Linked DNA regions of Mus musculus: regions 1, 2, 3 and 5 are each linked to region 4. Evidence: chromatin loops called from intact Hi-C (ENCODE). Cell type or tissue: heart. All regions are shown on one strand.

The links. A loop is a pair of places that touch in the nucleus more often than their neighbours do. Peaks named below come from ENCODE experiments on the same cell type or tissue, not always from the same donor. Only the 100,000 strongest peaks of a DNase experiment are listed, where the experiment ranks them.
Region 1: it touches region 4 in a loop (2.0-fold over the local background); 12 of 42 quality-filtered maps call a loop at or near these places.
Region 2: a loop joins it to region 4, with 6 times the contacts of the local background. A loop is called at or near these places in 12 of 42 quality-filtered maps.
Region 3: a loop joins it to region 4, with 4 times the contacts of the local background. A loop is called at or near these places in 33 of 42 quality-filtered maps.
Region 5: it touches region 4 in a loop (5-fold over the local background); 32 of 42 quality-filtered maps call a loop at or near these places.

Annotation. Positions count from the first base shown.
Region 1 is chr19:45,962,333-45,967,332 of GRCm38, reverse strand. It overlaps Armh3 (armadillo-like helical domain containing 3), which reads left to right. Exons shown (of 26, transcript NM_198296.2): 6 at 999-1,091; 7 at 1,897-1,971; 8 at 2,083-2,169. Among named protein-coding and RNA genes, the nearest start is that of 4930505N22Rik, 33 kb to the left of the region's middle. In heart, a CTCF peak has its summit at 2,369 (motif pointing right); no DNase peak of the experiment used is centred here.
Region 2 is chr19:45,950,574-45,955,573 of GRCm38, reverse strand. It overlaps Armh3 (armadillo-like helical domain containing 3), which reads left to right. Exons shown (of 26, transcript NM_198296.2): 12 at 2,104-2,150; 13 at 2,874-2,949; 14 at 4,819-4,912. Among named protein-coding and RNA genes, the nearest start is that of 4930505N22Rik, 45 kb to the left of the region's middle. In heart, a CTCF peak has its summit at 2,100; no DNase peak of the experiment used is centred here.
Region 3 is chr19:45,802,811-45,807,810 of GRCm38, reverse strand. The region is part of intron 1 of Kcnip2 (Kv channel-interacting protein 2); the gene reads left to right. Among named protein-coding and RNA genes, the nearest start is that of Kcnip2, 11 kb to the left of the region's middle. In heart, a CTCF peak has its summit at 2,652; a DNase peak (open chromatin) is centred at 2,650; H3K4me3 peaks cover 322 bases; H3K27me3 peaks cover 296 bases.
Region 4 is chr19:46,011,867-46,016,866 of GRCm38, reverse strand. 4930505N22Rik (RIKEN cDNA 4930505N22 gene) reads right to left here. Exons shown (of 2, transcript NR_152221.1): 2 at 3,481-3,842. Among named protein-coding and RNA genes, the nearest start is that of Hps6, 11 kb to the right of the region's middle. In heart, no CTCF peak of the experiment used is centred here; a DNase peak (open chromatin) is centred at 2,026.
Region 5 is chr19:45,811,058-45,816,057 of GRCm38, reverse strand. It overlaps Kcnip2 (Kv channel-interacting protein 2), which reads left to right. Exons shown (of 10, transcript NM_145703.2): 1 at 1-327. The coding sequence starts at 255. Among named protein-coding and RNA genes, the nearest start is that of Kcnip2, 2.5 kb to the left of the region's middle. In heart, CTCF peaks have their summits at 151 (motif pointing right) and 2,614 (motif pointing left); a DNase peak (open chromatin) is centred at 2,607; H3K4me3 peaks cover 1,597 bases; H3K27ac peaks cover 205 bases; H3K27me3 peaks cover 2,636 bases.

The DNA of each region.
Region 1 (5,000 bases), 50 kb after region 4:
GAAGTATCTTATATTTTATTTTAATTTTGAGACAGGGTCTTTATGTTTCGCAGTCCTGGTTATCCTGGAACTCAGTGACTTGCTATGTATTTTAGACAACGCTTTCCCTGCCTCTGCCCCTGCCCCCCCAGTGCTGGGGTTAAAGGCGGGCATCAGCACATCCAGCTGAAACATCTCGTTTTGAAATCCCAGCATTCTGAGTCCTTAATTTTACTCTTCAAAAAAAAGATTTATTTGTTTTATGTATATGAGGTTTGTTTTGTTTTTGCCTGCATGTATTTATGCACACCATGTGCATACCTGATGCCCTTAGAGTCCAGAAGAGGCTGTTGTATCCTCTGGAATAGGAGTAATAGCTGAACCACCATGTGGTTACTGGGATGCCATTTCTCTAGCCATGAATTCATTTCCTTTATATAATGTAGATTATTTTTTCCTTCCTCCCTCTAGCATAGTATGAAGGCTTCATCTTTCAATTAGTTTATGTCTAAAGGCTATTTTTTAGTGTAAGCCTCACATTGTCAGTTGGAGTTGGTCCTGATGAACCCACCTAGCTTTGTTAGACTGATCAGATGTCACTGATGCTCAGGTGGCCTGTGGTGAATTGATACTATGCCTGTCACCTCTGTAGTGTGCCTGCATCTTGCACTTTCTAAAACAAGTAAGGAAGTTCATGTATGGTTATTAAACCAATAGGTTTCCCTTTTTCAAAATACTTCATTGTTCTGATTTTAAAGTTTCCATATGTACAAAGCTTCAAGCATTCATGTAGTACAAGAGTGAATTCCTTATTGTGCTCTGCAGTTGTTCTAAAACATTTTACCCCAAGTAGTTAGACTTTGAAGTGAAGTCTTTTCTTTAATCTTATAAGGCCTGGACCAGGGCAATGTTACGGTTGATTCCTGTTATTCACATTATCCTTTGTAACATGATACAGTACAAGATGGGGTCTATGTGTTACTTGATTTGCTTTAATGTTTAATGTTTCTTTTCCTCAGAACTTGATGGAGAGTTTGGATTCATTACTTTGTGCAGAAGGTTCTGAAAGTCTGAAGAGTTTATGTCTGAAACTTCTTCTTTGCTTGGTGACTGTAAGTGACCTTGTATGTTTGTCAAGGGTAGTCATTACAGCTGAATCAAGCCTAGTCGAATGATTCCTTCCAAAAATAAAAGAGGAACTCTCTCTTTGGGTATTATAGCATTCCTTTTGGTCTGAACGTATAGAAGGAAGTTAGTTGTATGTAGTTTTGCTATTTGGAATCTATGGAGCAGCTGCTGCAATTTTTAGCCTGTAGGCTCTATGATTCTTAACCACTTTATTTTTTTTATTTTTTATTTTTTGGTTTTTCGAGACAGGGTTTCTCTGTGTAGCCCTGGCTGTCCTGGAACTCATTCTGTAGACCAGGCTGGCCTCGAACTCAGAAATCCACCTGCCTCTGCCTCCGGAGTGCTGGGATTAAAGGTGTGCGCTACCATGCCCGGCTTACCACTTTATTTTTTATTTTACTTAAAAATTTAAAAAATTACTTTTATTTTGTATATCTCCTTCCCCACACATAAGTCATGTTGGTCACAAATTTTAGGAGTTGTTTTTTTTTTCCTTCTACCATGTGTGACCTGGGATAGAACTCAGGTTATTAGGCGTGGTGGCAAATGTCTTAACCCGTGGGACTGTCTCCCTGTTGACACATACCATGTCAGAAGGCTGTTCTAGGAGAACCACCATCTCTAAATTGTCTGAGTTTTCCTTTCCCTTGTGTCTCACTTGAAAATGGTTCTTGGGATATTTTTGTTTGCTCTTGAACATTTCTGTTTCACTTAGCTGCTAGGGTAGGAGTTACACAGGAGCTGTTGTGTGCCTTTTACAGACCTTCAAAAGCTTTCTATTGCATTCAGGTCACAGATAATATCAGCCAGAACACTATCCTGGAATATGTAATGATCAACAGTATATTCGAAGCAATTTTACAGGTAGGTCGACTTTCTGATGACTTTTCTCTTTTACATAGTCTATCCCTTAAAATTTTTCATCTGCCGTCCCAGGAGCCAGGACTTGGTTATACCCTCTGCCTCTGTTTACAGATACTGTCCCATCCCCCAAGTCGTAGAGAGCATGGGTATGATGCTGTCGTCCTCTTGGCTTTACTGGTAAATTACAGAAAATATGAGGTAGGTGGTTTACAGTCGCTGTTTTCCATAATCATTTTGCTGGACTCGGCCATTTCTAAAAGATCGCTTAATGTGGGAGACATGTTCTTGGCAAATTATATTTTTCTCTTTTCACTTAAAAAGTTTTATTTATTTTTATTGTATGTATGTGGGTATTTTGCCTGCATGTATGTCTGTGTACCATGTATGTGCCTGGTGCCCATGCAGGCCAGAAGAGGGCATCAGAGCCCCTTGAATTGGAGTTATACATAATTATGATGGGAGTGGTGTAGGTGTTGGGATGGAATCCACAACTTCTGGAAGAGAAACCAGTGCTCTAAACTGCTGAGCCCTCTCTCCAGCCTCTGCCCCCCAATATTTCTTTTTAAAAAAGAAACAGAGTCTTGCTATATAGCCCTGACTCTGTCTTCATCTCCCTCTCCCTCCCTCCTTCCCTCCATCCCCCCTTTTACTTCTTCCCTCCCTCTTCCCTTCCTCCCTCATTCCCTTAATTCCTTCTTCAGTTCAATACAGAGTTTCACTCTACAGCTCAAGCTGGCCTCAAGTCTGTGGGGAGTTGTCCCTCAGTGCCCGAGTGTTGGGATTACCAGTGTGCCACCATACTCAGGGGTTTTGTTTGTTTGGTTGGTTTGAACTTTTGGCTCTTAGGAACACCCCTCCTCCCCTCTCCTCTCCCCCTCCCGTTTTTGAGACAGGACTTTGCTGATTAGGCCACATGCCTGCTGTTCTTGTACTTGGTTTGTGGCCTAAGCTGGCTTCTACCTTTCAGGAATCTTCCTGCCTCAGCCTCCTCAGCCTACAGACTTGTGCCACCATGCCTGCATCATTGAGTGTAATTCAGATAGCCTGGGAGAGATGGGTAGCTTACCGTAAGGAGGAGAGGCTGTGAGAAGGAAGTACTTGGAGGGACCGGAGTGTGTAGGACAATGCTGATGAACTGGAAATCCCGAGAGCTGGCCACTTTTATTCTCTTGGCAGAACTGACTATGAAGTATAGATCTACAAATAAACAAGTACTTTATCGCCAATACCAGTTTTTTTATTGGCAATCTGAAAGGGCTGGCGAGGTACCCACTGTGGTTGCTGTCCTGTGTAAAGCTTCTGGGCCTTCTGAGAACAGTATAAGGTTCATGACTCACCAAAGGATGGTACCCTGGACTCACAGGCCCTTACAACAGCAAGGAAAACAGCAGAGGAAAGTTAAGAGGTTGTGCTCTGTGTGACAGCAATGTGCTGATGTCAGTACTGAGTGTTTCACAGCATGTTCATGGAAACAGCCATCCTGAGCCAGTGGCTTGGCTTTTCTAAGTGCAAACTGAACCCTGGCTTAGCCCCGTGGGGCCCCGAAATGTCAGCCTGAAAAATGGGAACCAGCCAGTAGCTGGAGAAAACTGTATTTTTACATCTTTGCTGTGTCAGAAACTCCAGGAGAATGAATATACCCGGGAAGGGCAAGGCTAGTGGCTGCAGTTTCTTTGAGATTTGAAGTTTTGAATATGTCACTTACCAGATGCTATTAAAGAATTGCAATTGCAGTAGAATAGGAAGGCTTTGACAAGAGCACCAGTAATGCCAGATGAGCATAGCAAAGTTAAAGGCCAGTGAGATGCAAGCCAGGAGAAGGTGTGCTAGGAAGAGTATTTTAGGGCTGGAGAGATGACTCAGCAAGTAAGAGCAATGACTGCTCTTCTGAAGGCCCTGAGTTCAAATCCCAGCATCCATATGGTGGTTCACAACCATCCATAGTGAGATCTGATGCCCTCTTCTGAGGTGTCTGAAGATAGCTACAATGTACTTACATATAATAAATAAATAAATCTTTGGTCCAGAGTGATCTGGGTCAGAGAGAGAAGAAAAAGTGACTGAAGACAGCTACAGTGTACTTATATATAATAAAGAAAATGAATCTTAAAAAAAGAATATTTTAGCTACTATAGTAGTCAAGCTCATGCCCAGTAAGGCAAGTTATAATCCTTTCTAGAAAGAGGTACAGGTATCAGAGACCAGCTAAAAGCAGAGAAGGCAGAAAAGTGTTAAGATACACGAAATGAGGAAAGAGCTGGGTGTGCTAGGGGACCCCCCCCTCCGCCTGCATTTGAGAGGAGAGGCAGGTGAGTTTCTGAGTTTTAACCTGGTCTACAAGAGCAAGCTTCAGAACAGTAGCCAGGGCTAACACAGAGAGAGCCTGTCCCCAAAAAACCAAACCAAATCAAAGCAAAACAAAAGGAAATCAGGAAAGGACATCATGTGCAGTCATTCCTCATTGTAATAATGCAGTCTGTTTTAGAGACAATGAAAACTGATGGGGAGAACTTGGAAATCTAGGACCCCAAAGTTGAAAACAAATTAACAAGGAAGGAACAGCAAGTATAGTCAGTGAGCTCTACTTCTGTCTGAGCGTCTCTCATCCTCTCTGCTGGGTGAAAAGAGGATCATGCTGGGGGTGCCCTGGTCAGGCAACTAGTGTTTAGGAGAAAGGGATTCTGGCAGGGCTAAGATCCTGGCTTCTGGGCTGGATCTACTGCCCTGAGCATGTTGTTTCCCTAAATTAAAATAGAAAAATTAAATTGTAACTATCTGTAAGTTCTTCCCCCCCCCCCCCGTCTCTCCACCCTTCTTCCCTCCTTCCCTCCCTCCATTTTTCTCTTCCTTTTCCCCTTCTCTCCCTCTCTCATTCTTTTTTTTCCTTTCCCTTTCCTCCTTTTCGTAAAGGACTTTCCTGGGTCGGGGAGATAACCTTGTTGGTAAAGCATGCATAAAATGATGGATGTTCTGGGGAGGGGGATGGAACTCGGGAAAGGGGATACCATTTGAAATGTAAATAAATAAAA
Region 2 (5,000 bases), 61 kb after region 4:
GATGCCCTCTTCTGGTGTGTCTGAAGACAGTGACAGTGTACTTAGATATGATAATAAATCTTAAAAAAAAAAAAAAGAATTGTCTTGCTGTCTGGGCTGCCTAATGAGATGAGGCTTACCTAATCTACATGTTCAAGACCACCTTGAGCACATGGTCAAGACTGACTCTGCTGCCAGGCGTGGTGGCACACGCCTTTAACCCCAGCACTTGGGAGGCAGAGGCAGGAGGATTTCTGAGTTCGTGGCCAGCCTGGTCTACAGAGTGAGTTCCAGGATGGCCAGAACTACACAGAGAAACCCTGTCTGGAAAAACAAACAAACAAACAAACAAAAAAACCCAAAAAACAAAAAGAATCGACTCTGCTTGGAGAATAAGTTGGCTCCATTGACTGGACCACAGGAGTGTGTGGCTATGAGTCCTCCCTAGTGCTGCTCCCTGGTAGCTGAATGAGGAGACACATCACTACCATGCTCTGTTTATATGGTGCTGAGGACTGAACCTGAGCTTTGGGAATGCTAGGCAGGCACTGAACCATCAACACTGTATCAGCCAATGAGATTGATCTTTGAGACAGAAATCTAGAATGGGACAAATACATGTAATGCCAGCATTTGAGAGGCAGAGGACATCCTGAGTCCCTGTCTCAAAAGTACAAAAGAGAGAGCTGCAGAGATGGCTCAGCATTTAGAGCACTGGCTGCTCATGGAGAGGACCCAGGTCCAGTTTCCCAGCACCACATGTCAGTTCCCAGCTGTCGGTTAACTGTCCATTACTCTATTTCCAGTGGCTCTCACACATGTGGCACACACACATACACACGGGTAAAATAACCCCCACACACAAAATACAATAAAACAAATATATTTTTAAATTTTTGTGACAGGGTTTTCAAATTACTGTATCCCTGGCTGTAGACCAGGTTGCCCTTGAACTCACAGAGATCTGCCTGCCTCTGTTTCCTGAGTGCTGGGATTAAAGGTGTATGCCAGCCACTACTACCTGGCAATAAAATCAATCTTTAAAAAGGTTAAAAAAAAATTAAAATATAAAAAGGAGAAAACAAGAGGGGGAGATAAGTATACCTAGTGGGTCCTAAAATGTAGGCAAATTTGGAACCCATTTTGGGGGGCATTAGTATACAAGTGCCCTAGAGTTTAGACAGTTTCTTGAGTTTACTGCACAAAACAACTGTTCCTCCCCCCAGGCAGTTTTTCTCCTGGTACCTATGCATCCTTACCCATTTTTTTTTTTTTTAAAGAGCCTGATTTCAAAAGAATCTTATAAATGCTTTAACTCTAAGACATAAATCACTGAGGGGGTCTCATAGGCTATAGAAATGTGAATTTTATATTAATACTTGATTATGTGAATTAGATATAATTATGTTGTTCTCAGACATTTTCAATTACATTTTCAATTTTTTAGGCCTAGTCTCCTGAAATCCAGGCTGGCCTTGAGCTTGTTATATAGCTGAGAGTGACCTTGAACTCCGGATCCTTCCCCTCCTTAGTGTTTAGTTTAGTTTTTACCGCACCTGACTTCTGAAATCATGTGTATTAGAGGCAGCTTGTGTCAGTTATTTATTTGCTTTCCCTGACTGTGTGTAAGTTAAAATTCTGTGATCTGAAAGGAAAACAGCTTTTCATAGTTGGTATCAGCCTACTTACTCTGAAGTTTAAATAATTATTTTCTTTAATTTTCATTTGAGACAAGTTTCAAGCTGGCTCCCACTCCATATATAGTCCAGACTGAGCTTGAGTTTCAGATTACAGTTGTAGGTTTCAGGACAAGCTTGAAATTCTCTGTGAGTTAGTTTCTGACTGCACTAAACAGCTTCTAGGAAACATACAGCAATGAGAGTGTTTAGGCTGACAGCTACCTTGACACTGTTACAGATTTGAAAGGCTAGATGACTTAGTAGGAATCTCATTTTTACACTTATTACTTGTAAGTCTTTTACAGTTTTCAAGGTCTGACTGATGGTCCAGAGTTCCTTGTTCTCTGTTAGCAGAGGCATGGTTTTTCATGGGTTTAGTCCTTAGGGGCTGAGCCCCTCGCCTGTCCTCCTGGATAAAACCTGCTGTTCCTCTTTTCTTCCACAGGTGGGCAGCATGTTCATAGCAGACGCCCATGAGAAACTCTCAGTACAGTAAGTCCGTGGGCTTCAATGTGGGTTCTCTTGCTGAATATGAGAGCAGAAAATATAACCTTTTAGCAACATTTTGTGAATTAAAAGCTTTTTATGATTTGAGAAGTGTTTCTTGAATTTTAAGCAACTATGGGTTCTTAAAGATCTTTGCTTTAGAGGCTAGGTCTGGTAGAATGCTTGCTTAGCATGCATGAAGCCCTCAGCTTGATCATCCACATTAAATAAACTGAGTGTGATTGGCATATACCTGATATCCCAGTACTCCTGAGGTGGAGGTGGGAGGAGCAGAAGTTTACAAACATCCTCTGCTATGTAGTGAGCCTGAGGCCAGTCTGGGCAGCATGAGACAGTATCGTAAAAAAAGGTCTTGAGACATGATTTTTTATGTGTAACCCTGGCTGCTCTGGAACTCTCGGTATGAATCTTCCTGGCTTCAAACTTGTAGCAATCCTCCTGCTTCTGCCTCGTGAGTGTTCAGGTCACCATTACCAGCTTTGTCTCTGGAATGAAGTGACTGAGGGCTGGGTATCCATCTCTTACAGGTTTAGTTGGGAAGGGGTGGGAAGAACTGGTCCTAGGGTTTCAGGTTCTCAACCTATGTTCATTTGCATAAACCTAAAGGGTGAATGGAGGGCTTGGCAATGAGGAGCTCTTGATGGTTAGAATGTGTCCCATGTCATCTGCTCGTTAGGAAGGAACCTGACTTGTTCTCTTTTTCTTTAGAACCAATGAAGCCATTCTTCTGGCACTCTATGAAGCTGTCCATTTAAATCGAAACTTCATCACAGTTTTAGCTCAGGTTGGTGACCCCAATCCTGGTTGGGGTGGTGGCCTGCACCCTTAATACTAACATTTGAGAGAGAGAAGCAAGTGGATCTCTGAGCTTCAGGACAGACAGGGTTACAAAGTGAGACACCCCCCACCCATCCCTTTCTCCTTCAAATTTAATTTTATTTATTTATCTATCTTTAGTTTTTGTGATGTTGTGGGATCAAATCCAGGGCCTTGTACATATTAGGCAAACGCTTTCTCTGAGCTGTATCCTCAGCCCTCCCCTTGAATTTCACACAGGTTCATTCCATTAAAAAGCCTGTCTGGCCTTGTCTGTCTAAACTCTGCTTTGTGTTAATCAGTGGTAGTAACAGAGTTGCTTCAGTTGCCTTTGCTTTGTGCTATCCTCAAGTGAATGTGTTCAACTGGTGCATGCAAAGTTAGTGGCTGGACTAATCTGCTGATTCTGTTACCCTTTGAAAGAGTTGAGATTGCTGCATTTTATCTATCAGGGTCTGCTGAGGTTATTTGCTCTATGTAGTTTTTGGAGTTTTCTGTCATTATGTCTCTTTTCTAAGTCTTTATGGAATTAGAACTGGGGATAATATAGGCCAAGTCACTTATGCATTATCTTACCAGTTTCCAGAGAACAAAAGTCAAAAAGCCTTCTAGCCAGATGTGTTAGCTGTTAACAGACAAAATAGTGTATACACATTGAAACTAAGAAGACATAAGATACTTGTTCATCTGCCTAAGGGGTATCCTCAGAAGTTGGCACAGGAAGGGACTAAATCAAGCCAGGACTGTAGCCCATGGAAGCCATCTTAAAAGACAGAAGTGTTTTTATCTTAATGACACACTGTTTAAAATATGTAAGTTTCTTTCTTCATATCCACTCCCCCCCCCCCCTTTTTTTTTTTTTTTGGTAAGACTGGATTTCGTGGTGTATGCCTGACTGTCTGTTCTTGAGCTAAGAGATCCATCTGTTTCTGCCTCCTGAACTCTGGGATTAAAAGCATATGCCACCATGCCTGGTGTGTATATTTCTTTTAAAGTAATCTACTAGTAGAATTTTAACCAAAAAGTAAAGCTATGCTTTGAAAACAATGTGCTGTTTGGGGTATGTTTTGGACCCTTACAGTTTTATAAGATAATGTCAGAAAGTTTATCTACTATTCTTGCCAAGTTTCTCGTCTGTCAGATTCCATAAATGGCTTTAGAAGACGTGAGAAAGATGAGGGACTGGCAGAGCTATTGGAAAGTGAAAGGGCTGCTTATAAGCTTTCTTCTTTCAGTTGAGGTGGCCAGGAAAACCAAGGACACAGTGGCCATCTGTGTTGTCTACACTAGATGACTTTCTTTGCCTCTGCCTTGACACTTTACACATTCCTGCTTAACTTTTGTGAGTTGGTTCTCTTCTATCATATGGGTCATGTCATTCAGGTCATTAGCTTGGTAACCAGTACCTTTCCCCTTCAGCCACCTTGCTGGCTCACATGCTCTTGGGTTTTTGTTTTGTGTTGTTGTTGTTGCTCGTGGAACAGCAAGGCTGGACTCAGAACAGCACTTTTATGGTTCCTACCGTTCCCTTGGTCTGTTATGTCTGTCTGTCAATCCTGTGGTCGTGAAAGTAGTCCATACTTCTGAATAATTTTTTTTTTAATTTATATGGCTCAACAGAAAAATCTATAATGGAACCCAAGTTTCATAATGAAAACTAACTCACAGTGTGTCTTGTTAGCTCAGCAGGCACTAATAGTAAGGTATTCAGGAGGACTACATATAGGTCTGCAGGGAGCTGCCAGTCTCATTTTGATTGTGGAAAACCATCTTTGGTAGAGGAGACTTCCCGAGAAGTAGACTTCATGTTTTCTTACCCACCTGTGTCCTCTTTCAGAGCCATCCAGAAATGGGGTTGGTGACAGCCCCTGCCAGCCCTACTCCTACAACCCCAGCCACACCCCTTGGGACTACACCGCCCTCCTCTGACGGTGAGGCCACCACTTTTATTATTGTGTTCTTGATTAATATGATTTTAGATCTTTCTCTCTCTTTTTAGTTCGTTTGTTTTCAAGACAG
Region 3 (5,000 bases), 210 kb after region 4:
CCCTGGGTTTGAGCCTCAGTACCATGATAGCAGTTTAGACTGGCTTTTCCCTGATTCCTCAATCAGAAAACATTTGCAATATAGCTCTTTTAATGGCTTGCCTAGAACAGTTTATCTATAGTAGCCATATAAGAGAACAATTTTAAATGAGTTTTTCTCAGTGGGAGCTGTCTCCCCACCTAATGGCAGGCTTGCGTTTGGATCTCCTTCACCTTGTTCCACCTTGGGATCAATTTGTGTACGTTGCTTTGCTATGTGTTTAGTGGGTTTCCTTCTGTGTGGCTCAGGCTGGCCTGGAACTTGAGAGATCCTCCTGCCTCACTCTTTCCAGTGCTGACATCGAAGGTGTGTGCTACCATGCCTGCCTGGTTCAGTAGAGTTTTTTGCTATTGTTGTGTTTGGTTGGTTGGTTGGTTTTTAGCCTCTTTACCATCTTAAGAATCTAGTTGAGGGTACATTGAGATCTTGTCCAGTCTCCAAGTTAGCTGCTCTCAGCTGAGTGCCTTGAGAAAGTCACCCTGGACCTTCTTTACCTCGCCAGTGCAAGGTGCACAGTGCTAGTTGCTGTAGACTTCAAGGGGTTGCCATGAGAAGCCATCAGAGTAGAAATGTTGCTCAGTTTGGTGGAACACCCCTGTAATCCCAGCACTTTTTCGGCAGAGGCAGGACAATCTGGGGCCAGGCTAGGCTATGTGAAGATCCTGAGCAGGGGTTAGAGAGATGGCTCAGCAGTTGAGAGCAGTTGTTTCTTGCAGAGGACCTGGATTTGGTTCCCAGCACCATGATGGCTCACAATCACCTGTAACTCCAGTTCCAGGAGGCTCTGACCCCTTCTGCAGACCTCCACAGGCACCATGTATGCATGTGGTACACAGATACACATTTAGGAAAAATACGTAAAAAAGAAAAAGAAAAGAAAAATATGTATATACGTAAAATCTAAAAGGGGGGAACCTGTCTGGGGGGGGGGGGGGACAGTAAAAAAAAGAAATAGTGACAGTAACAACTCTGAACCATTTGTGAGCTGCTGCGTGCTGTGGAGCCCTGGGACGAGTGCTCTGTCGCTCTGTCGCCCTGTTGCTCACAGTGGCAATCCATGCTTATTCAGCACTTACGAAGTTGTCCAGTGTTCACGTTCTAGTTCATCAAAAGCTTTGTAAGGGGAGAAGCTCCAATACATACATGCTAAGAACTCATCAAGGTACCAGGTGGTGGTGACTCACACGCCTTTAATCCCAGCCCTTAGCAGGCACAGGCAGGAAGATCTCTGAGTTTCAGGCTAGCCTGGTCTATAGAGTGAATTCCAGAGAAACCCTGTCTCAAAAAACAAAAAAACAAAAACAAAAACCACTTGTCAATGGCTCAGCCAGCAAAGGCAGTTGACCCCCTAAACCTCATGACCTGTGTTCCAGCTCCAGGACCCTAGAGGTAAGACAGACTCCTACAAGTTGTCTGCTGACCTCCATACGTGTGCTGTGACAGTTCCCTGAACTCTTCCCCCAAATGTGTTTATTTTTCTTTTTATTTGTGTTTTGTTTTTGTTTTTGTTTTTTTTTTTTTTTGTTCGTTTGTTTTTTCGAGACAGGGTTTCTCTGTATAGCCCTGGCTGTCCTGGAACTCACTCTGTAGACCAGGCTGGTGGCCTGGAACTCAGAAATCCTCCTGCCTCTGCCTCCCAAGTGCTGGGATTAAAGGTGTGCGCCACCACCGCCCGGCTGGTTTTTGTTCTTGAGACATGGTTTATCTCTGTAGCCCTGGCTGTCCTGGAACTCACTGTAGACCAGGCTGGCCTTGAACTCGGAGATCTGCCTGCCTCAGCCAACCGAAAGCTGGTACTAAAGAAGTGAGCCACTATGCCCAGCTCAAATAATACTTTTTTTAATGTGAAATAAAGGAGGTCGGGAGTTCCCCCATTTGAGTACAAGTTATAAACTGATTTGAACTCAGGGGAGTCTGGCATTTTCAGCTTCTGACACTACCTCTCCTTTCTCCTGTTTCTGCTTAATAACATTGAGTTAGGGGTTGCATTTTGTGGATTCAACAGGATTTTAAAAAGCAAAACAAAAAACAAACAAAACAACAACATGATTTCAAGTGGCCCAGATTGGCCTTAACCGACCTGTATAGATAGCCAAGGCTGTCTTTGAATGCCAAATCCTCCTGCAGCCACTTGCAGGTGTCCTGGGGTTACAGGAATATGCTGCCGCAGCCTACCCAGCTCAAAGACTTGGGTTGTCAGCTGCGGGCTGAAAGAGGAAGGAGAATTCAGCTGCCTAGAAAGATGAGGACCACCTCTGGATTCTGGGGTAGTGAAAAGGGAAGGCTTCATGGGCTTAGAGGGTGATGAGTCTGTGGCCATTCAGGTAGGACCACCTGTGGGACAGTGGCTGAAACGGAGGGCTCTCTTGATGGTAAAAGGGCATCACAGGCTCGTGGGATGTTTACTGTTTTCATCTGTGAAGCAGTAACTTCTAAGGTATGAGAAACTGCAGCCAACTTGTGAGTTGACTCTCTTCTTGCCACCGGGGGGGGGGGGGGGGATGAGCGCTGAGGCACAGCAGGCACAGCTATCTTCCTCCCCAACGTCCCTGGGCTGGTAAACACACAGGGTTACGATAGGGTATGAGGTAGACACTGACCCCCAGTGGTAGCTCTGTAGAAGTGCAGTTGGACCTTCAACTGGAGCAAAGGGACTGATTCCCGCCCAAGCCCAATGGAGACCCAATAATCCTGGAGTTGCAGGGTGGGGGGAGCCTTGCAAGGGCCACCCGGACAGAAGCGGGAGCTTTTCAAGAAGGGAGCCACAGAGGATAGGCTCAGAGTCAGACTGGGCTGAAATGGAGGCGCTGACATTGGACCTAAGCTTACTCTGGTTCTGGCTTAAGGGAGAATGCCTTCAAAGATTCATAGGGAGAGTTCCATTTGATAGCATCCTAAGCTGTAATGCATCATCTAGTAGAAGTGAGTGCTCGTTGCAATGCCATGGTAACAGTGTTAACTCCCAGGGCCCTTGTCTTGTGGTTTGCAGGCTCTGAAGGCCTCTCCATCCCCACTCTCTGCCCCACACCAGGAAGGGCGAGACTTCAGCGATGCTTCAAGGCGTTGGGAGATGATGCCATGAGGGCTCATATTTCCCTCCTATCCTGCTATCCTGGGCTTCTCCCCAAGGAGGGGTCAGGCTTTGGCATATCAGGATGAGTCTCTAGCCTGAAGAGGGGGAAAACACAGCCCCCCCCCACCCCCCAGGAGCTTTAGTTGTCAGAGTCCCAGAGGTAGCCTCAGTAAAGTTCCCTTCCTGGAGGGTCATAAAAGGGCCAGTGGCCTTCTTCCTGCTTCTGTGGTGAGACCTAATCCTCCCTTCCTGGGGCCTCAGTTTCACTGCCTGTGGCCTGTGGGAAGAGAGTGCTTCCCGCCTCACAGTCTCCATGACAACCGCAATCGATGCTGATAGTGTCCTTCTGACAGGAGAGGTCACTCTTCTTCTCTTCCCCTTGTGTTCTCACACAGTCCTCTATCAATCTATTAATGTAACCATAGACCCATTGCCTCCCTGTACAGCACATGCGTGCCTACCCAACCTCGGATTCCAACCCAGAAACTTCCTAAGACACACAGCTCACCCCCACACTCCCAAATCCCCACACAGATTCACACACACACACATATACACACATATATACAAACATATATACAAACATATATGTATATATATACATATATATACATATATATATATATATATATATATATATATATATATTCCATAGACACCCAAGCCAATCAGACTCCCAAACACACCTCTGTGACACACACACACCATCACACACAAACACAGTCGCCCTTAAAAGGTGATTGACGTACACACTATAAAACACCCAGAACTCCTAATGCATTCTTACCCAGATATCTATCACTTTCCCGGGTACAGTTCATAGTTTCACACGCACGCATCCTGCCTGCCTTTTAAAGCTCAGCCCCTCACTGTCCCGTCCCTGTGTCACAGAGTGCCTCGGGGAAGCTCTCCACAACAGGAGCAGGTCACTCTTCTAAGCCCACCTCCCTCACACCAATAGATCCTGTGGAGGAGATGCTGGTCCAGAGGCTGAGGTGGCCTGAAGAGGAGGGAAAAGGCGGAGGCTGTGGCTGGGAGGTGTGTGGGGCAGAGGCGGGGAGAGAGGGGAAGGGAGGAGACCCAGGGCGGGAGACAGGGAGGGAGGCTGCAGGGCAGTCTTACTCAGCCTTACTCAAGCAGGGGAGCCTGAGGGGGAAGTGTTGTGGAGCAGTGTGTCCTGTCTGAGCATCAGTAGGTGGGGGCCATGCCCCAGGACTGCCATGACCCTGGAAGGGCTGGAAATGGTGGCTGTACTTGTGGTCTTGGTTCTTTTTGTCAAGGTTCTGGAACAATTTGGCCTCTTTGAGCCTGTCTCCTTGGAAGGTAACCCAGGTAGCTGGGCATATCTGAGTTACTGTTTGGGGACTGGGTTGTGCTATCTTCATGCCCGGGTGCAGAGTGCGCAGGTGAGTGAGAGAGAGAGGCGCCGAAGAAAAAGGACAAGTGGGAATGCTGGGAACAGGCTTCGGATTCGTGGGCAATGACAAAGGGAAGAGAGGTTGGCATGTGGGAGACGGGGGTGGGGGGTGGGGGTGGGGTGGAGAGAGTGACAAGAACCTGGGCACACCAGGAGCCATCTGGCAAACAGTGTCTGGTATAAAGAAGGAAAACCAGAGAGCACAGCAGGGTAAGTCTCTTTTGGAGCCAGGGTCCCACAGTGACTCTCAGGATGTGTGACACCAGGGGTCTGGGTACTGACAGAGGTTTTCAGGAAGTGGCGGGGGTAAATTATTCACTGTGTGAGGTGTCTCTCTGTGTTCATGTGTAAGAGGAGACAGGGTGTAAGTTTGCGTATGTGACAGAGATATGACTGCACGTGTAGAAGTGACAAGACTGTGGCTTTGTGAGATAGTGGATGCTACTGTTTCTGGGCTGGTCAGGATGTGTG
Region 4 (5,000 bases):
TCTTTTTAAAAATATTTATATGTATATGAGTGCTTTATTGGCACATGTGCCTGCATGACAGAAGAGGGCATCAGATTCCATTGTAGGTGGCTGTTAGCCACTACCTGGATGCTGGGAATTGAACTTAGGACCTCTGGATCACAGCCATTGCTCTTAGGTGCTGAGCCGTCTCTCCAGCCCCCCAGCCCCTGTATTTCAAGACAGGATCTCACACTGTAGTCCAAGATATACTCAGGATCTCACACTGTAGTCCAAGATATACTCATATAAAACTTATAATAGGGCTGGAGAGATGGCTTAGTGGTTAGGAGCACTGACTGCTCTTCCAGAGGTCCTGAGTTCAAATCCCAGCAACCACATGGTGGCTCACAGCCATCTGTAAGGAGATTGGATGCCCTCTTCTGGTGTGTCTGTAAACAGCTACAGTGTGCTTACATATAATGATAAATAAAGCTTTAAAAAAAACCTCATAATATAGTCCAAGATGGTCTGGAACTCTCAACAATCTTCCTTCCTTAGCCTCCCAAGTGCTGGGGTTCAACCCTTCAGTCCAGGCTAGCCTGTGTCAGCACAACCTCCTTTGCATACCCTCCTCCTCAGGTTATAAGGGCTACTGTTGGATTTAGGGATCATCTTAATCTAGGATAATCTCCCCTTGAGATCCTTAATCACCTCTTCAAAGAGACTTATTTTAAATAAGACCACATTCTGCCAGGCGTGGTGGCGCATGCCTTTGATTCCAGCACTTGGGAGGCAGAGGGAGGAGGATTTCTGAGTTTGAGGCCAGCCTGGTCTACAGAGTTAGTTCCAGGACAGCCAGGGCTATACAGAGAAACCCTGTCTCAAAAAACAAACAAACAAACAAACAAACAAACAAAAAACAAAGACCACATTCTGAAAGTTTGTATGGTATGGAAGTCACAAACTCTATCTCCAAGAAGGTTCTGGTGACCTTTTTAATTTAAAAAAAGTTTTTTTTGGCCTGGTGTGGTGGCACATGCCTTTAATTCCAGCACTTGGGAGGCAGAGGCAGGCGGATTTCTGAGTTCGAGGCCAGCCTGGTCTACAAAGTGAGTTCCAGGACAGCCAGAGCTACACAGAGAAACCCTGTCTCGAAAAACCAAAAAAAAATTATTTATTTTTTTGGTGGTGGTATCCTACCAAGCACACACTCAGCCACTGGACCGTATCTCTACCACATATGTTTCAGTTTGATGGTGAACCCCATTCTTGGAGAGGCCCTGAATTTTGGCATAGAAAAATCACAGCTATTTTAATTTCATTTTAGTTAATTAATGTTCTCAAACAGGGTTTCTCTGTGTAACAGCTCTGGCTGTCCAGTGACTCTAAGGTGGGGTGGCTTTTTCTCCTACTTTTTTTCTTTTGAGATAGGGTCTCATTAGCCCAGGCTGGCCTTGAACTTGCCATGTAACTGAGGACAACCTTGAAATTCTGATCCTCCTGCCTCCAAAGTTCTGGGATTGTCGTCATGGTGATTCCATGTTCAAGGTTTTGTTACTGTTGTTGTTTGTTTGCTTGCTTGCTTTTTACTAGAAGCAGGTTTATCTCTATTTCACACTTTGTGTGTAAAAATGAGACTATATTTATTTTAGAAATAAAGTCTGACAGTCTTGTATTTTATTTTATTTTATTGTTTTGTTTTGTTTTTTCAAGACAGGGTTTCTCTGTATAACCAACCCTGGCTGTCCTGTAACTCACTCTGTAGACCAGGCTGGCCTCGAACTCAGAAATCCACCTGCCTCTGCCTCCCAAGTGCTGGGATTAAAGGTGTGCGCCACCACGCCCGGCTAGTCTTGTATTTTAAATTCATATGCGATATGACCTTTTCCTCTTAGGAAACAGCTGTGGGCGACTCCCTTTCCTCTTCCAGTCCTGAAGAGAATTCCGGTGGCTCAGGTTCCTTTTCCTCCCGGTTCAGTTCTAGGACCCTTTCCTCTTGCCATGACTCTCCTTCCTGAGTTTCCTCCTGGCAGCCTCCCTCTCTTCCTTGTTTTCTCTTGGCTTCTAGAAATTCCTGCTAGTGAACATTTGACGGGTGAAGCTGGCAGTGACAAGAGATGCCCACCAGGAGGCGCCAGTGCCTAAGAAGATGCTGAAGCCCTGTATGGAGGCTCCTGCCTGCAGAGGCTGAAGTCCTGCGCCCTCTAGGACTACACAAGGAGTTCCAGGCCAGCGTGGGCTACAAAGGAGGAGCTAACTCAGTGGCCAAGATTGTTGTTGCTGTTGCAGAGAACCTGAGTTGGGTTTCTAGTATGCATGTCTAGTGCTCACAGTTAACTCTAACTTTAGTTCCAGGGAATCTCAGATGCTCTTCCCACCTCTGAGAGGACATTTGTATATATGTGGTGTACACACACACACACACACACACACACAAATAAAAAGTAATTTTTTAAGATATCTGTAACCCAATTTGCAAAAACACATGAAACTCAAGAAGAACGAAGACCAAAGTGTGGACACTTTGCCCCTTCTTAGAATTGGGAACAAAACACCCATGGAAGGAGTTACAGAGACGAAGTTTGGAGCTGAGACTAAAGGATGGACCATCTAGTGACTGCCATATCCAGGGTTTCATCCCATAATCAGCCTCCAAACGAAGACACCATTGCATACACTAGCAAGATTGTGCTGATAGGACCCTGATATAGCTGTCTCTAGTGAGACTATGCCGGGGCCTAGCAAACACATAAGTGGATGCTCACAGTCAGCTATTGGATAGATCACAGGGCCCCCAATGGAGGAGCTAGAGAAATTACCCAAGGAGCTAAAGGGATCTGCAACCCTATAGGTGGAACAACATTATGAACTAACCAGTACCCCGGAGCTCTTGACTCTAGCTGCATATGTATCAAAAGATGACCTAGTCGGCCATCACTGGAAAGAGAGGCCCATTGGACTTGCAAACTTTATATGCCCCAGTACAGGGGAACGCCAGGGCCAAAAGTGGGAGTGGGGGTGGGGAGGGTATCGGGGAATTTTTGGGATAGCATTGGAAATATAAATGAGGAAATATCTAAAAAAAAAAAAGATATCTGTAACCACAGGGGGCTGGAGAGATGGCTCAGCTGTTAAGAGCACTGACTACTCTTCTAGAGGTCCTGAGTTCAATTCCCAGCAACCACATGGTGGCCCACAGCCATCTATAATGGGATCTGATGCCCTCTTCTGGGGTGTCTGAAGACAGCTACAGTGTACTTCCATATAATAATAAATAAATCTTAAAAAAAAAAAAAAGGTAGGGCTGGAGAGATGGCTCAGTGGTTAAGAGCACCAACTGCTCTGCCAAAGGTCGTGAGTTCAAATCCCAGCAACCACATGGTGGCTCACAACCATCTGCAAGGAGATCTGATGCCCTTTTCTAGGGTGTCTGAAGACAGCTACAGTGTACTTACATATAAATAAATAGATTTAAAAAAAAACAAACAACCCCCTCCCAAAAAAAAGATATCTGTAACCACACTTTTGGCTACTTTATTGGATCGTTTTTCCCACCACTTTTCTCAACCCTTCTAACCTCCCCAACACTAGGTAGGAGAGGAGGTTAGAGGGGAAAGGAGGCGTCCATCTTAGACTAGTTCCTGCTGCAAGCGATGTCCAGTTCCTTGGGGCAGTTTGATCTTGGTAGTCAGGATCTCTCCATCCAGCAGTCCAGCAATGCAGCAGCCTCTGGGGCTATAGCATTTTTATCTTCTCTTAAGACTCCCCAGAATTCCAAACGTAAACTATGTTTAGATGTTAAAAACCATGCCCCTGCCAGGGCATGAGACAAATCATGGGTCAGCTCCTGGGGACATCTAAAGTAGCTGCATACCTCACACCTGGGATTCAAACAAAAACATAGTCACATAACATTTCTGTTTGTTTATTTATTTATTTAATATATGTGACTACATTGTTGCTGTCTTCAGACACACCAGAAGAGGGCATCTGATCACATTACAGATGGTTGTGAGCCACCCTGTGGTTGCTGGGAATTGAGCTCAGGACCTTTGGAAGAGCAGTCAGTGCTCTTAACCACTAAGTCATCTCTCCAGCTCTTTTCTGTGTTTTTTATTTTTATTTATTTATTTATTTTTGTTTCTTTTGTTTTTTTCAAGACAGGGTTTCTCTGTATAGCCCTGGCTGTTCTGGAACTTACTTTGTAGATCAGGCTGGCCTTGAACTCAGAAATCCGACTGCCTCTGCCTCCGGAGTGCTGGGATTAAAGGCGTGTGCTACCACGCCTGGCATTGTTTGTTTGTTTGTTTTTTGTGTTTTAAAAGAAACCAAAATTCTTACTACAGATATTCACACACACACACACACACACAAAAAAAAAAAAAAAAAAAAAAAAAAGAAAGAAAGAAAGAACAAAGAGAAAAAGAAAAGAAAAGGAAGTAAAAGATTTGGGACTGGAGAGAAGGTTCCTTAGAACATAGCTTTCTCTGCTTCTCCAAAGGTCCTGGGTTCAGTTCTCAGAGCCCATGTTGGCTGGCTTATAACTTTAATCTGTCACTCGAATCTAGGCTCCAAAGTCACAAGATAGACACAAGATGGTGAATATACATACGTGTAGGTCAAACACTCATGCATATGACAGACAGCTGCCTGTGGTGGCTCCTGCTTTAATCCCAGTACTCAGGAGGCAGAGGTGGAGGGATTTCGATGGGTTCGAGGTCATGCTGGTCTACAGAGTGAGTTCTAGAACGGTTGGGGCTACACATTGAATCTCCCCGTCTTTTTTTTTTTTTAAAGATTTATTTATTATTTATTATATGTAAGTACACTGTAGCTGTCTTCAGATGTACCAGAAGAGGGCGTCAAATCTCATTACGGGTGGTTGTGAGCCACCATGTGGTTGCGGGGATTTGAACTCCGGACCTTCGGAAGAGCAGTCGGGTGCTCTTACCTGCTGAGCCATCTCACCAGCCCTCTCCCCGTCTTTAAAAATCAAAAATAAATGAATAAATACATACATAAATATTTGAAAAAGACAA
Region 5 (5,000 bases), 200 kb after region 4:
TCAGGCTCGGCTCTCAGCTCCACGCTGCCTTCTGCTCCGCTCTCACTTGCTGCCCAAGGATCCTGCTCCTGCCCCGGGACTCTGAGGTGGGCCCTAAAATCCAGCGCTCCCCAGAGAAAAGCCTTGCCAGCCCCTACTCCCGGCCCCCAGCCCCAGCAGGTCGCTGCGCCGCCAGGGGGCACTGTGTGAGCGCCCTATCCTGGCCACCCGGCGCCCCCTCCCACGGCCCAGGCGGGAGCGGGGCGCCGGGGGCCATGCGGGGCCAAGGCCGAAAGGAGAGTTTGTCCGAATCCCGAGATTTGGACGGCTCCTATGACCAGCTTACGGGTGAGTAGGTGGCTCAGGGGTCCTGGGAGGGTGAGCAGACTCCATCCCCCTAGACCCTTCCATCTCTCTGCCCCCTGGCTTGGCCCTTATGCACACTCTGCCCCATTCCTGTGCACCTTGCAGGCTGGTCTAGGGAACAAGACCCTAGGATTTAAAGCTTTGGGTCCCTAGGGGGCTGAGGAAGAACAGGTGGGGCAGGTGTAGAGAGGCAGCAGGTGTAGGCGTGTGTGACACAGGGCTAGGAGTGTGTCTGGAGTGGGAGGTGTTACGTGCGGGAGCACCTGTCGTTCCTGTGTGTCTGTGTATGTATGTGCACCTCCCACAGCTGTTTGCCGTGTGCCTTGAGCGTTGGTGACAGCCGGGGTGAGTGTGTTTGCATGAGGCAGTGCGATTTTATGGGCTTGCCAGATGTTTGAGTGTGGTTGTGTAGGACCCCGGCTGCACTAGTGAAGTTTGTTCTAACCATATGTCTGTTACATGTTCAACTGTGTGCTTTGAATGATTCTGTGTGAAATGGCGTGTGACAACCAGAGTGGTGTCACTTGGTGGTGTTCTGTCCCTTAAGAAGACTTCTGGCATGAGTATTCATTAAAAGTGTTTGTGATTGTGGGGCTGTGGGTTGTTTCAGCATTTGGTGCTGTCCACTCTCAAGCATGATGCCTGCAGTGGGGGCCCCTGTGACTGTTAATGGCATTTCTGTCCTCTTTGCCTCTCTGTCTTCCGGGTGTTAGCAAGGGTCTTTCTTTAGTGCCCCCCATTTGCTCCCTCTATTTCCTGCAAAAAGCTCAAGGACCCAAAGAGAGACCCACCACCCTGGGGTTCTAGCCCTTGGCCCCTGTAGAGAGTCTTTGGTTAGTCCTGGGTTAGTTTCTACCCCGGAGGGTAATTACTCAGGTCATTCTGAGCATGCAAAGCTTCTTTAATTACCAGCAACCCTATTAGAACTTCATCTAAACCTCTTGCTTTCCTTCAGAATAAAGACAGAAACTATGGGCCTATGAAGTGTGGGAAGGCTCCCCTCCCCCCAACCCCTCCCACACCCGTCACTTTGTGGCCCACCTTGGGAGGGTCTATATGTGTGTGTAGAGTACTAAGCTTGGTAGGTAAATTCTGTTTATGTAAATGACTTTGTCACCTTTGTATATTTCCATATTTGTGTCTCGTTGTGTAGAACTCCTAAGAACTCCAACGAAGAGTAGGAGGGGGGCTGTCTGTCCAAAGACAGAAACAGCGATGGGCAAGTGGGGAAGACCATAATCCTTGCCCTTCTCAACAGAGTCAGGGCAGAACCTGGGAAGCAGTGAAGGGGACCAGGATCTAGTGCTCTGAGAATAAGTCTCAGCTACTGACTTTGGGATGACCCTAGTTGCAATGTCAGGACACCAGCGGTGTGTGAATGTGTGACCCCATTCTGCTCTGTGCCCGCCATCAATTCAGGATCCTTGAAAGCAGTAAGGGTCCAAGAGCCCCCATTAACATGCGATTAGTTAGTTTACTTCCTACACCATTCTCCCCTTTAGTGAAATATTCTCCTCGCTGGGCTACTCGATTTATTTATCGTGAGCGAGTGTTTTGCTGCATAGTCCTGGCCTTACTATGTAGCCTAGGCTGGACCCAAACCTTAACTTCTCCAGTCTTCACCATCCTTGCTGTAGATGGCTCTGCACGTGACTGGAGAGCACTATGGAGACCTCTCCTTTGTAAAGAGAGGCTTGTCTTGTGACTGGAGTCCTCTGATTGGAGCCCTAAGGAGGAGTCGTTGTCCACGGTGCTGAAGCGTGCTCCCGCCGCGCCCCCCCCCCCCTTCCTTCCCTATGCAAGTTGGATTCCTCAGTTGCATTTGGGATAGAGGAAGAGGCTGTATCCCTATCAACTTGGTTCATTATGCTGGCAGCAAAGTGGTCTTAAAGTTATTATTCGGAGCAACTTGGATACACCCCAACCATCGCAGTCTTATCCCAACCAAGCTCAAAGCAATTGGGAAAGACTTTCTTAGTAGGGGTAGGGTAGGATGTGCCCACCCCGTAACCCCCAATTCTTCGTATTCTTACCTGCCTGGGGGGGGGGGAGGGGGGCTGTTTGGCAGTGCTGCACAGCGGGGAAAGGCTGAATCAGCGCTCAGCAGCAACCCCATCTAAAGAGAGGCCTAAAAAGAACTGTCCAAGCTGAAATTGCGAGTTGGGTCCTGACTGGCCATGCCCCAGGGCCTGGGTCCAGGATCCCTGGAGTCTTGTTCCTTTGGCAATTAAAGTATCGTTCCTGGGGATGGAGCGCCCCCGTGTGGCCAAAGAGCCCTGTGTATGAAACTAATTCCTCGTGGGCACTGTTGCCAGTGGGTTCGAGTAGACAAGGTGTGGTGTTTAATGGTAGCTCTCTTCTCTTAATATAGGCGTGTTCCCCTACCCTTCGCGCACACACAGTGGAAGAAATGGGAGCATACATCTTCTATGGCCTTTCCCAGGATTTTGAAGTGTTTGTAGGTGCTAGAAGGATTTACATAGCAATAAGTCCCAGAAAGGGGTTTACACAGAGATTGTTACGGATGGTTGCGAGCCGGGATTTGAACTCAGGACCTTTGGAAGAGCAGTCGGTGCTCTTAACTGCTGAGCCATCTCTCCAGCCCTACACAAAGATTGTTAAATGAGGGGGCTTCTACTTGTTGTAGTTGGCTGGGAGCCAGCAAGTGATGGTTGAGTTTTTTTTTTTTAAGAAAGGGAACTCTAAAGACAGGCATAGTTTTGAAAGGAATCTGGAGCCAGGAGGCAGCAATAGGTTCGCTAAGCTAATGTAATGTCCTTTCTCCCTTCCTGCTTTTTCTCCCATTGGTCCAGGAAGTGTGGAGAGTTGCCATGACAACTATGTCCTCTCACCCCTGTAGCGTCCCTGTGCTAATATGGGAGATGGGGGTGGGGAAAACAGCCGGAAGAGGGGTTGAAGTGGAGCAATAAAAGGTAATAAATAAGATCTGTAGTGGCTCACATCTGTAATCCCAGCACTTGGGAAGATGAGACAGGAGGATTGCCATGAATTTGAGGCCAGCCTGAATCATGTCGCAAGTGCCAGACAAGACCCGATCTAAAATAAATAAGTCATTCGTCATTCAGTCATCCAGGTTTTCTTTCAAAATTCGTGTGTACCTCTTTTCCTTACCAGAAATCCTGAAGACGTTTGGAGAGAAAGTGGTGAGGAGCGAACGCCCTGCCCTGCCCTGCCCTGCCCCTCCGCCACACCCCCATCTCTAAGAGCTTTGCGGGTGGGTGCAGAGCGCTTATGACCTGAAAAGGTGCGCCTATGAGGCCAGCAACCTGCATCTGAAAGGCTCAGGGTCTGAGACACTCCGCCTGTCAGTCTTGCCCTCTCGCACCACCCACTCTAATGGGGGCGGCACCGCCCTCAGTCAGAAACCTTGGGGGCGGAGCTTGGACACTGTGCTCTCAGCCAAGCCATGAACCGCTGCCCTCGCAGGTGCCGGAGCCCGTTGGGGCAGGCAGCTCGGTCTCTCTACCAGTTGGTGACTGGGTCACTGTCGCCAGGTATGAGGAAGGGAAGGGAGGACCCCTCTAAAAATGAGTGGCTCGGGATTGGAGCCTTACAGAGGTGGAGAGAAGGGCTTCTCACAGAGATCGGAGGGAGCAGGGACTTGCACTTCATCAGGGTAAGAGGGCAAGTTCGCTCAGAGTATAGCAGGGGCTAAGGACCACTCACTCACAGAGCATCAGAATAAAGGAAGCTTCGGGCAGCATAGCTCACAACATTGGATAAGGCTCATTGAAGCCTCAAGAAAGGGGCAGGGCTCTGGGATGAGAGGAAGACGCTTGTGCTGGGCTGGGGAAAGGCACAGCCCTGTATTGCGTTACTTGGGTTTAGGAGGAATGTCTTACAATGACCTATCAGTGCCCCCCCCAAAAAAAAAAAAAAGGCTAGAACAAGCTGAGCTCACTAGTGAGTTCATGCCTGATCAGACAGATGGAGTTGTGTGTCTCCAACACTGTGGTGCATCCTGGATTGCACATCCCTAGGATTGCCAGGGTTCTAGTGCTTTGGAGTTTGGTTTGAGAGCCCTGAGTCAGATAACTAGCTTTCATGAAGTTGTACGTTGGCATGAAGTTTGTGGATTTATGCTGTGAATTGTGGGTTCCACATGACGCTGTTGAGGTTTGCGCACACCTCCACTTAGGTTTCCTTAGGGCTACCTGGGCGCACAGAACCTGGAATTCTCCCCTCATCCTGGCTTCAAAGAAACTGAAACAACGTGGCCCCATGGCATTCCGGGATCTGTAGTTCTCTGCCTCATTACATGGGCTTCACCTGAGCCCCTGCGGTATGTTCAGGGCCTATGGCTGCTTCACGCCATGTGCCTTCAGAAGGAGGACTGTTGGGGCTGAATGAGAGCCATGCTTACAGGTCTCTTGGGGAGCATGTATCCCCTCAAGCCCCCTGCTTGGGCTTGTCTCCGGTGACAGATGGATGGAGCCAGGCGGGGCCAGCTCTCAATCACTGCAGGCTTGACTTCCAGGACCCAAAATAGCCCCAACGCCTAGGGAGGTCATTAATCACCTGATGCAGCTGGGGGCTGCAGGATCTTCTTGATTGGCTGGGGATGGAATGGTCTGGGGGGGCTGAGACAAGGGCTTTGGGGTCTTTGCTGACGGAGTGACAGTGGAGAGCAGATG